2 separate regions of the Homo sapiens genome follow, and region 2 is linked to region 1. Evidence: read pairs that join two places in POLR2A ChIA-PET (ENCODE). Cell type or tissue: B cell. All regions are shown on one strand. Links, peaks and the distances in the headings refer to the core of each region. The heading gives the core; the rest is flanking DNA. Region 1 overlaps HRK (harakiri, BCL2 interacting protein). Region 2 overlaps LINC03088 (long intergenic non-protein coding RNA 3088).

Region 1 (5,374 bases), core at 206-5,205:
CTGTCACGTCAAGAGAAATGGGATTTTTGTGTCTCTGGTGCTTCACTTAAAATTTTGCTGGTGCTAAGTGCGTTCCTGCTGGTGCTGCTGTGGTATTCTGTTGACAGACTTGGAAGGCCAGGGGACAAGAGAGATTTCTATTTTGCTGTTTCAGATTCTTTTTTTTTTTTTTTTAAGGGACAAGTTGCAAAAGTGCCACTTGAGAGTCTCTTCTCTTCTTCTACCTGGGGACGAATATCCAGAGGTGGTTTGGAGCAAACCTTGGGGTCTAGGAGGGAGGATGGCATTGAGAGGCTTGCTGGTTATGAGGCAGAAAGCTGACCTCATGCATGACTTGGTTGCTATCTCCCCCACCCCCACAAAAGTGTCCTCGGAGTTCAGCCCACAGCCTCCTCCACTCCCCAAGGGGATTTCAGGGTTTAGGTTTTATGGATTAAAGAGCCAAGAAATGGCTACATTCTGTTCAAAGATGATTTATAACCGGGGGATGTTGTGGGAGGGAGTGGGCCATTTAAATGAAATGCACCAGCATCTCACTGATTGACAGAGGTCTGATTTTTTTCCCCCCAAGGATAAGCTACTATTTTCAGAAGTTTCTAGAAGGGCTAAAAAAAGATGTGTGCTGGACGGAGACTTGGCTGCAAAGACTCTTCAGGGAGCAGTGATTATTTTTTGCTTTCATTTTCGAAAAATCCAACATAAGCAGGTATTCTTCCTCTGTGCAGGATACCACACACTGCCATTTTCAAAGCCGAGGTGGCGAGGTGTCAGGCTGCAGATTCGGACGGTCATTCTCCAAGGCTGGATTTGCAGGTCACCACCCGGTACCTATAGACAGAGGGTCCAGCAGGCTGGTTAGCAGACACCGCTCCAGTTCTAAGACGCCAGCAGTGGGATCCATGTTTAAGGTGGATGCGGCTGAAATGGGAATTATCCCCCCACAGGCTTTGCTGTACAGTTCTAAGAAGCCAGCAGTGGGATCCACATTTGTTAAGGTGGATGCGGCTGAAATGGGAATTATCCCTCCATAGGCTTTGCTGTAAATGACCAGGTCCTTTAGAATGTACAACCTCTCAGTGCTGCTGCAAGCTGGGAGCTGGATTTCTTTCTGTCTTCCTTTTAAAATCCGTTCCTTGTGTTTTCCTAAATAGCCCTTTAAAGAGAAATGCAACCCCAGGGCTGCTGAATGCCAGGGAAGACTCCCCCACCCCGCAGCTTTGAACTCAGCAAACCAAAAAAAAAAAAAGAAGAATAATGCTTATTTTGGGAGAACGTGTTTCTCCTCATTACTCGTGCCCTCCCCCTAGCTGATGTTTGCAGGGGACCCTCGCTTAGCTGGGGACTGCAGAGAGCAGTGGGTAATATTCCCACAAAGCTACGAACTTAGAGAAGGCAAATTCATTAGAATAATATGAAATACAGTCACTGCTTCTATTTAATCACTTTCTTAGCCACAGACTAGGGTCTTTCCAGCTCCCCCCATTTTCTGGGGAGGGGCGTCCATTACTACACAGCTGTATCCAATCACAGTTCTCTGCTTCTTTAAGGCTGTACCTTCAAGATCGTAGTGGGGGCATGCTGACCACCTGTAGACACAGGAGAAGATGAAAGGTGAGAGGATCCCTTTTTCAGCCCCGACTTGCCTACTGGCTTTTGATGTTTCCCCTGGAGGATACAAACTCCAAACGCTGGGGTTGGCATTTTGGGTGATTTTGATTTCAATGAAGCCACTTTGCTGAGAGAACTGGGGCACCCACGACCTCCTGATAGAGCTTCTCAGCCAAGTCCCTTGTAGATATTCTCCTGTTTTATTAGAGACCACGTATTTATCGAATCCTGACCTTTCCTTGCACATCATTCATTGGAGTGCACTTCTCGACTGCCCCGATTTTTGACACGGGGTTGTTTTTAATGCTTGTTTTTATATGAGATTTGACTTCTTGATGGACATTTGTATTAGGAAATTGAAGCATGATATATATGTATATATTGTCTCCACCATCTCTCCTGTTGTATTACTTGGATTGCATGAGATAGTGGGGTGGTTCTTGTTTTTTAAAAAATATTTCCACAGTGTGCAAAGTGCTGGCAACATCCCTCCCTCTCCTCCACCGCTCCCCCACTTTTCTCTGGCTGCCAAGGAGTCATTGATTTTGATTAGCTTCACTGCAGAGCGTCTGTGAAGAGAGAGAGAGAGAAAGGGAGGGAGGCTTTGAAATAAATTTTAAAAAAGACCTCATATCGGGTTTCAGCAGACAGCAGTGTGTGTGTGTGTGTGTGTGTGTGTGTGTGTGTGTGTGTGTGTGTGTGACCGTACAAGCAGAGGGAGGCCTCTGAGATCATCGTTTAGGTAGCTTGCTGCATAATGAGATGAAGAGACTTTTGCCTCTTCATTTCTGATGGTGCTGCTTGCTCTCAGAGAGTGGGGAGCCAGGAACCGCTGGGACTGGAGCCCCCGGGACTTCAACACTCCGAATGAGATCCAGTCCTTTCTGGAAGCTTCTCACCCCCACCTGATCTCCCACAAACAAATACAATCTCTTCAAATTTGGGGGTCCGTTTCCTATTCTCTTTGTTATTGGTGTAGCTTGAGTAGGAAGTTTCTCTGGGGAGCCCATTGGCCCCAATGGCTGCTGTCCATGGTCCTAGGCCGTGCGCATGTCCTAGACCCCAGTTCCTGTTTTGTTTTTTTTTGGGTTTTTTTTGGCCCTGCGCATCTCTTAGAGCCCAGTTCCTGTTTTTTTGTTCGTTTTTTTTTTTTTTTTTTAGCCGCCTTCATTTGGATACTGGGGACTTCTTTTCCACTTCTTCTTCTTCTTCTATTTTATTTTGAGACAGAGTCTCACTCTGTCACCCAGGCTGGAGTGCAGTGGTGCGAGCTCAGCTCACTGCAACCTCCACCTCCCAGGTTCAAGCGATTCTCCTGCCTCAGCCTCCTGAGTAGCTGGGATTACAGGCACCCACCACCACGCTCGGCTAATTTTTGTATTTTTAGTGGAGATGGGGTTTTACCATGTTGGCCAGAGTGGTTTTGAACTCCTGGCCTCAAGTGATCCACCTGCCTTGGCCTCCCAAAGTGCTGGGATTACAGGCATGAGCCACCGAGCTCAGCCTCCACTTCTTATTTTGATTCTTTTCTGTTTTGATGGTGAGAGGAAAGGGTGATTTACCCAATACTGTCACAGAAAAATGAAACTGTGACTGGTTTTCACAATGTATGTAGCTGATCTCATGTTCTCCTATTATTATGTTTCTGACAGTGATAAAATATCACTCTCCCTCCCTGGGGCATTAGAGGAGTCCTCACCCACCCACCTCCTACACAAGTATCTTTTAGGGACAGTGGCTCACCATTGTGGACTTTTTGAGTGTCCACCTGATATTACAAGTTGCATTGACCAGAACACAGATTTTGCTCTTCTGTGTCAATACCCATTTCTTTTCTGAAGGTCAGAAGTTGGTTAAGGGTTTGGGGGACCAGCTAGACACTCTTCTTAGTCCCATGGAGCTGACTGGAAGTTCCATGAGGGGAGGAAATTGATGTCAAAGTGTCATTTTAAAGCTTAAGCTGAAAGTTTATTTTTTAAATTCTCATTCATTCATTTAGCATATATTGATTGAGCATCTACAATGTGCCAGTTGTAGAATTCCATCTCAGAAGAGACTTGACTTGTGGATGGTGGAGGGGCAGTCCTGCTCGGAAGCAGATGATGTGAAATGTTCCTTTCCAGTCTGGTTCACGATGTTTAACAGATTTGTCAGGTCACCACTGTGACCCCAAGCTTTGCTGGCAGATTGTTATATAGTATTTACTGAGAGCCCTGCTATCTGGTAAAGGCAGTTAAAAAGCCTGCAATCTCGACTCATTTCCAGCATGAACAGACTGGTCCTTGCTGCTTTACACAATAATCAAAGCTACCTTTTATGGCGTGCTCGCCACTCCCAAGCACTGGGCGAAGTGCTTTACCCGTCTTCCCCTCCGCGATGCCTCATGCCCACTTTAGCAGATAGTACTGTTAGCATTCCCATTTTACAGTGGAGGAAGCTGAGGCTCAGAGAGGTTAAGCAACTTAGCTGAAGGCCACACCACCAGCGAAGTGCCTGAGCCAAGATTTGGACTCGAGTCCATGGGACCCCCACGCTCGTGAGCTGACTGCTCTGCTCCACTGGGTCCCTTCATGAGGTCGTCCCACAGCACTGCTAGTTCCAGGGCGAGTGCCAGCACATGGCCCCACTGGGAGCCGGGGCCTGACTTAGGTCTACTGGAAAAAGTGTCACCTTTGGGGACACTCAAGGACAGGCTGGTTGGTTTCGTTGTGGATTTTATATACTCATGCCCTAACCCTGTGTTCCTGGTTTCTATAAGGCCCCGGGGAAGGTGCAAGGAATTTGCAAATAGGGCCTGTATGACTTATTTCCTAGGACACGGGAAGCTTTTCTTACCTCCTTTCTACCCTCTTCTCCAACCTGAACTCCCAAGTTTCTTCTCCTGAAGGTCTTTGCACTATAAGCGCCAAGGAGCCCGTGTGCGTGGCAGGGGCGGCTGGGAGGGTATCTGGAGAACCTTAGTGAGGCCTCTGGCCTAGCCAGAGAGGCAATAAGCTTGGGGACGTTCCGTTCTGGGTTCTGACGTTGTTGGTTCTGACGTCGTTGTGCTCTTTTGTAAGAGGAATTTCATACCTTGGAGACGCTTTGTACATATTTGTAATGACTTTATTAAAAAACTGATTGTGCACTTCTAGCCAAAGACATTTGTGTTTTCATTTCCTTTTGGAAGGCTGGCCCTCATAGACTCTGGGAGTACCCAGCTGCATAACAGGGACAGGATCCCTGCCCCTGGCTCCTGCCTGCCCCAATGTTCCCTTGGGCAGAAGGCCAGACACTTCCTTCTCTCCTCTAATTCCTAAGATCCACCGCCCCGCCCAAACCCTGAAGGGAAGGACTGGCCTAAAGAATGCCCTTGGGTTGGGCCACAGGTTTGGGAAACTTGCCCAACAGTTCGAGGTGAGTGCACACAACCATAATTTATGCATGGTATCCTGTGGACAAGCCAATGAGGCTGCAGATTAATGTCTCCAACTGCGGACAACTCGGGTTCTAGTCTCATCCTAAGAATGGGAGTTTGAGTACACATACCTTTTTTTTTGGAGACAGAGTTTCTCCCTTGTTGCCCAGGTTGGAGTGCAGTGGCACGATATTGGTTCACTGCAACCTCTGCTTCCTGGGTTCAAGCTGTTCTCCTGCCTCAGCCTCCTGAGTAGCTGGGATTACAAGCGTGTGTCACCACGTCTGGCTAACTTTTGTATTTTTAGTAAAGACGGGGTTTCACCATGTTGGCCAGACTGGTCTCGAACTCCTGACCTCGGGTGATCCA
Region 2 (5,374 bases), core at 303-5,302, 170 kb after region 1:
CCAGCAGAGGCACAGCTAATCCATGCATTTTGATCTGAGGGCTCCTAATTGAGAAGACCCTGTGCTGTCATGGAAACAGTCACCAGCACTCCTGAGCCAATACCATAGGACTCCCATAGGTCTATTTCTTCAGGGTGAGCCAAAGTTCGATGCCAAAGAACGGTTCAGTAAAGACAGACCTGGGGGAAACAGTGCTGAACTGCTTCAAGCTCACTTTTCTGCAGGGCGTGATACAGTCCTGTGCCTCCCCTGGCTCAGTCTCTCTGCTTTGTCTAGTTTGTCTCCCTTGCAGATCCCCCTACCCCCAAGAGAGGAACACAGTGGGGGGCTTTGGCTTTAATGACTACGATGCTTGTGTTTAAAGTTTGCAAAGCCCCCAGTCTCCAACCACTGGCCAGTATGGCCCTTCTTCCTTCGGTATGCAAGAAAAGCCGCTGTCTGGTTGAGTGAGCTCTGCTATAAATCAAAGTGTCACCACTTAGCCAGTAGAAGTGATTTAATTAATCCGTTGTGCTGTCCCCTGAGCATCACTCCACCTGACTGCTAATCAACTTCCATCAGCAGGAGGAAAATACAGGCCCCCTTTTTCTGAACTGCATTGCATAAGATGAAGGAGGAGAGGGAGGGGGAGAAAAAGTTAATTGCAGTGAGGGAGCTCAAACTGTCACAAGAAGAAAGTCTCTTGTCTGGCATCTGCAGGCTGCCTCTTTATACACGGTCGTCCTCGTCTCGGGTGAACTGCAGGAGAGGACCACTTTTTAGTAATATTAATATAGACATTATCTATTGTCCATATCTATTTATCAGAAATAATGTCTTGCCTGGAAACCCATGACAGCTGGCATATTGCAAAAAAGGAACTGTTCTTTTATCATGCACCCGGTATTTAGACCTTAAAAAACCACACGCAACCTTCACTGATAATCAGATAGGACTTAGAGTTTATATATCTATCTCTCGGGCACAGGAACATTTTTTGACAGATGGCCACCCCAATTTCTGTCATATTCAGGCAAAACCAACGCATGCCATTTCCCTGCAATGTAATTAGGCAGGTCTGGTTAACGCTAGAGTGCTTTGAAGGTGAAATTAGCTAGTGGTGATGAGGACTCCTAGTCTAGGGTACTTGAAAGCTTAAGAGCCTTAAGTTTCCTTGAATCTTTTCACAAATGGTAGATAGCCTGGCTCCATTTTACAGATAGGAGAAACTGAGGCAAACAAAGACAAGGGAAAATTTTCCAGGAAGTTGCAGAGCTGGAACAGGTGTTCTGAAACTGGGATTCATTCTTTGTTGTGGGGAAGCAGGACTGCACAAGATTCTGGTTTTGTTTGTCTTAGAGACGGGGTCTGGCTTCGTTGCTCAGGCTGGAGTACGGTGGCATGATCTTAACTCACTGCAGCCTCGAACTCCTGGCCTCGAGTGATCCTCCTGACTCAGACTCCCAAAGTGCTGGGACTACAGATGCATGTCACTGTGCCTGGCTAATTTTTTAAATTCTTTGTAGAGATAGGGTCTCACCATGTTGCCCAGGCATGTCTTGAACTCCTGACCTGAAGCAATCCTCCTGCCTTGACTTCCCAAAGTGCTGGAGTTACAGGCCTGAGCCACTGTGCCCGGCCCCAAGATTCTGTTTTAAAGCAGGGGCTTATTCAGAATTGTATTCTTTTCTGATTACTGAGCACTTATACTGAAAAGTAAACTTGTAGAAAGGCTCTTTAGTAGTATGAAGACCGGAAAATCTTTTATCTGACCCAAAATATGACATCATGCATCGATTATACACAAACTTTGTTTTTTATTTCCCCACCAGGGGATACCCACCCACCCCACCCCACCACCGCCTGCTTCTGTGGGTGAGCCACACCTCTTTAAAGATGTGGGAGCAGCCAGACACCGTGGCTGACGCCTGTAATCCCAGCACTTAGTGAGGCCGAGAAAGAAAGATCACCTGACGTCGGGGGTTCGAGACCAGCCTGACCAACATGGAGAAACCTCATCTCTACTAAAAATATAAATTTAGCCAGGCGTGGTGGTGCATGCCTGTAATCCCAGGTACTCAGGAGGTTGAGGCAGGAGAATTGCTTGCACCCAGGAGGCAGAGGTTTCGGTGAGCCAAGATAATGCCATTGCACTCCAGCCTGTGCAACAAGAGACTCTGTCTCAAATAAAAAAAAAAAAAAAAAAAGATGTGGGAGCAGCGCAGAAACACTCTTTCAGCACACATGTACTTGGGATCAGAGAGCCTCTGCCCTACTGCAGGTGACGGCCATTCCTTTGAGAGGAAAGAGCTCTGGATCCTCATTCTGCGAACGTCCACACCCGCCGCATGCCAAGCACTGCCTCATTTTGTGCCTTATGACCGCTGGGCCACCCCTAGAATCCTGGTTGAGTACAGAGTGAATGACATAGTCCTCCATTGTGATGAGGTCGAAATCTGATCAAAATGGACATTTAGGGCAGCCTTCGAGAGAAAGAGGTGTCCGGAGAGAGGAGATAGCCCCTAAAGCTGCTGCATGGGTCTGAGCTGAGGAGGTGTGTGTGGTCCGCCCAACACCAGGGGGCACTGCCACTTCCTCCCCTGCTTTTGCACGTGCTTTCCCTAGGAGCAGAGGCCACGCGGATGCAGCTGGCTTCCCCTGCACTGAGTCTCCTGGGCACCAGAGGGAGGGCGCTCCTTCCCTGCAGAAGGGAAATCCTGCCCCTGTCTCTTGCCGCTCCAGGGAGTAGCCTAAAAGGGCTAAGATTGGAGCCACTTAGAGCGGGGTGGAATTCTAACTGTGCTACAGGCCACGTTTCTCTGTGTGTGGCCCTCCCTGGCCTCAGTTCCCTTATCTGCAAAATAGGAATGCCCATCTCCCAGAATGGACATCAGGATGAAATGAGATGATATCAATGCTCCCAGCACAGTGCTAGGCATGTAGGATGTAGGAGCTGCTAATTAAATACAGTTTCCTTCTTGCCATTCTCTTTTTGTTTTTGAGACAAGGTCTTGTTCTGTCACCCAGGCTGGAGTGCAGTGGCACGATCACAGCTCACTGCAGCCTGGACCTCCCGGGCTCACGCCATCCTCCCACCTCACCCTTCCAAGGAGATGGGACCACAGGAGCGCGCCACCACGCCCTGCTAGTTTTTGTATTTTTTTTGTAGAGATGAGGGTCTCCACCATGTTGCTCAGGCTAGCCTCAAACTCCTGAGCTCAAATGATCCTCCTGCTTTAGCCTCCCAAAGTGCTGGGATTACAGGCGTGAGCCACCATGCCCAGCCTTTCTTACCCTTTCCTTCCTTTGCTCTCTTATTCTTTCATTTCTTTCCACAGCTCCATAACCTATACTATAAAATGCTCAATTCGACAGTGGGGACCCAGATCCCAGAGTCATGCAAAGATCCAAAGGCTACCATGCCTCCCTCCCTCCGTCTGAGCCCAGGGTGCTGGGACCCCCTCCATCCCCACCCACCCAGCTGGCTGTTCCAGACATCATGGAACAGTTGTCTCCACATGCACCTCCCATTTCAAGGGTTTCCACCATGGCTGTAAAACCTACTCCAGGCTGACGCTGGGCCTTCCGGGTCCAGCCAGGGAGACGTTTGTCTGTCTCTAGCCACAATCTAGAAACATGTTTTGATGTTTTCCCAGTCGCAGACAGGAAGAGAACAAGGTTGATATTTCTCTGTGTTGGTGCTATAGTACAACTGTAACTGGAAAGTAAAATGGTACGCCTTGCCTCTCCATTTTGTCATAACCATTCCATTTGAAAGAGAAGGCAACGTTATTGTGCCCAGGGGTTACATTGTATGTAAACACGTATGCATTAAATGGGAGTCTTGTATGTGAGAAATGGCAAAGTATTATGGAAACCAACAGCAAAGGTCTGTGTAACTTTCTTTTAGACAAAAGACCAGCCACTTGGAGTTGGCAGCAGCCCTTTTCTGCTTCCTTGGATTGGAAGCATATTTTGTTTTTCTCAGTGAATCTCCTTCTCATGATGAAAATGATAAAGTTGGTGCCCAGAGGTTCACTGAGGATAGTTAAGCAAATGTATTTGTTCAAAAAACATTTGTTGGCCGGGCATGGTGGCTCACACCTGTAATCCCAGCACTTTGGAAGGCCGAGGCAGGTGAATCACTTGAGGCCAGGAGTTTAAGACCAGCCTGGCTAACATGATGAAACCCTGGCTCTACTAAAAATATAAAAATTAGCTGGGCGTGGTGGCACATGCCTGTAGTTCCAGCTACTTGGGAGGCTGAGGTGGGAGGATCTCTTGAACTTGGGAGGTGGAGGTTGCAGTAAGCTGAGATTGTGCAACTGCATTCCAGCCTGGGCAACAGAGTGAGAATCTGTCTCAAAAAAAAAAGAAAAAGAAAAAGAAAAAATCCAAAAAACATTTGTTGAGCATCTACTCTGCCTGGATCTGTACTACGTGATAAATAAGACATAGCCCTTGCAGACTTTCCAGTCTAGAGGAAGCAGGTTGACATTTAACATAACTAGAGTCAACGTGATGATTGTCACCATGAACAAATGAATTAATACTATGGGAATACAAAAGGGAGGGGTGTCAGGGAAGGTTTCATGAGAAGTTTTCTGATAGAAGAGGAAGAAGGAGGTTAGTACAGGGTAGAAGGAACAGGTTTTTTGAAGACCAGAAGAGGTAAAAATAAGAAACGCAGAGCCATCCAGTAGCATCATTTGATTATTATATGAAATATATGCTAAGCAATATGTTTCCTTCCTTCCTTCCTACCTTTCTTCCTTCTCTCCCTCCCCCCCTCCCTCCCTCTCTCTCTCCTTCCTCCCTTCCTTAAATTGAGACAGAGTGTCACTCTGTTCCTCAGGCTGGAGTGCAGTGGCATGATCTCAGCTCATTGCAACCTCCGCCTCCCAGGTTCAAGCGATTCTCCTGCCTCAGCCTCCTGAGTAGCTGGGAGTATAGGCGTGCGCCACCACGCCTGGCTAATTTTTGTGTTTTTTCAGTAGAGACAGGGTTTCAACATGTTGGCCAGGCTGATCTTAAACTCCTGGCCTCAGGTGATCCGCCCGCCTCGGCCTCCCAAAGTGCTGGGATTATAGGCATGAGCCACCACACCTGGCCAATTTTTAATTTTATCTATTTTTGAACAGTTAGTACGTGCATATGGTTTAACACTCAAAAGGGTTTAACAGTGAAAAATCTCTCTTCCCTGCTGACCCTGGCCACTGATTTCTCCTCCAGTGACACCATTTTCTTGTGTTTATGCAAAGGGAGTTATACATATGCAAACGAATACTTGCAGGTATTATTTCTCTTTTTCCTGTAAGTACAAGAGCTATATAGCATGCTGTATACACCTGTCTCTCATGTTCCTTTGCTTTGTGAAACAAACGTTTAAACTCCA

The links. Peaks named below come from ENCODE experiments on the same cell type or tissue, not always from the same donor. Only the 100,000 strongest peaks of a DNase experiment are listed, where the experiment ranks them.
Region 2: POLR2A ChIA-PET joins it to region 1 with 5 read pairs; 2 of 35 experiments call an interaction of 5 or more read pairs at or near these places.

The regions. Positions count from the first base shown.
Region 1 is chr12:116,855,511-116,860,884 of GRCh38, reverse strand. HRK (harakiri, BCL2 interacting protein) reads left to right here. Exons shown (of 2, transcript NM_003806.4): 2 at 1-4,741. Among named protein-coding and RNA genes, the nearest start is that of HRK, 23 kb to the left of the region's middle. In B cell, for the core only: no CTCF peak of the experiment used is centred there; DNase peaks (open chromatin) are centred at 2,644 and 3,158; H3K27ac peaks cover 754 bases.
Region 2 is chr12:116,685,324-116,690,697 of GRCh38, reverse strand. The region is part of intron 1 of LINC03088 (long intergenic non-protein coding RNA 3088); the gene reads right to left. Among named protein-coding and RNA genes, the nearest start is that of LINC03088, 26 kb to the right of the region's middle. In B cell, for the core only: CTCF peaks have their summits at 2,348 and 2,547 (motif pointing right); a DNase peak (open chromatin) is centred at 2,587.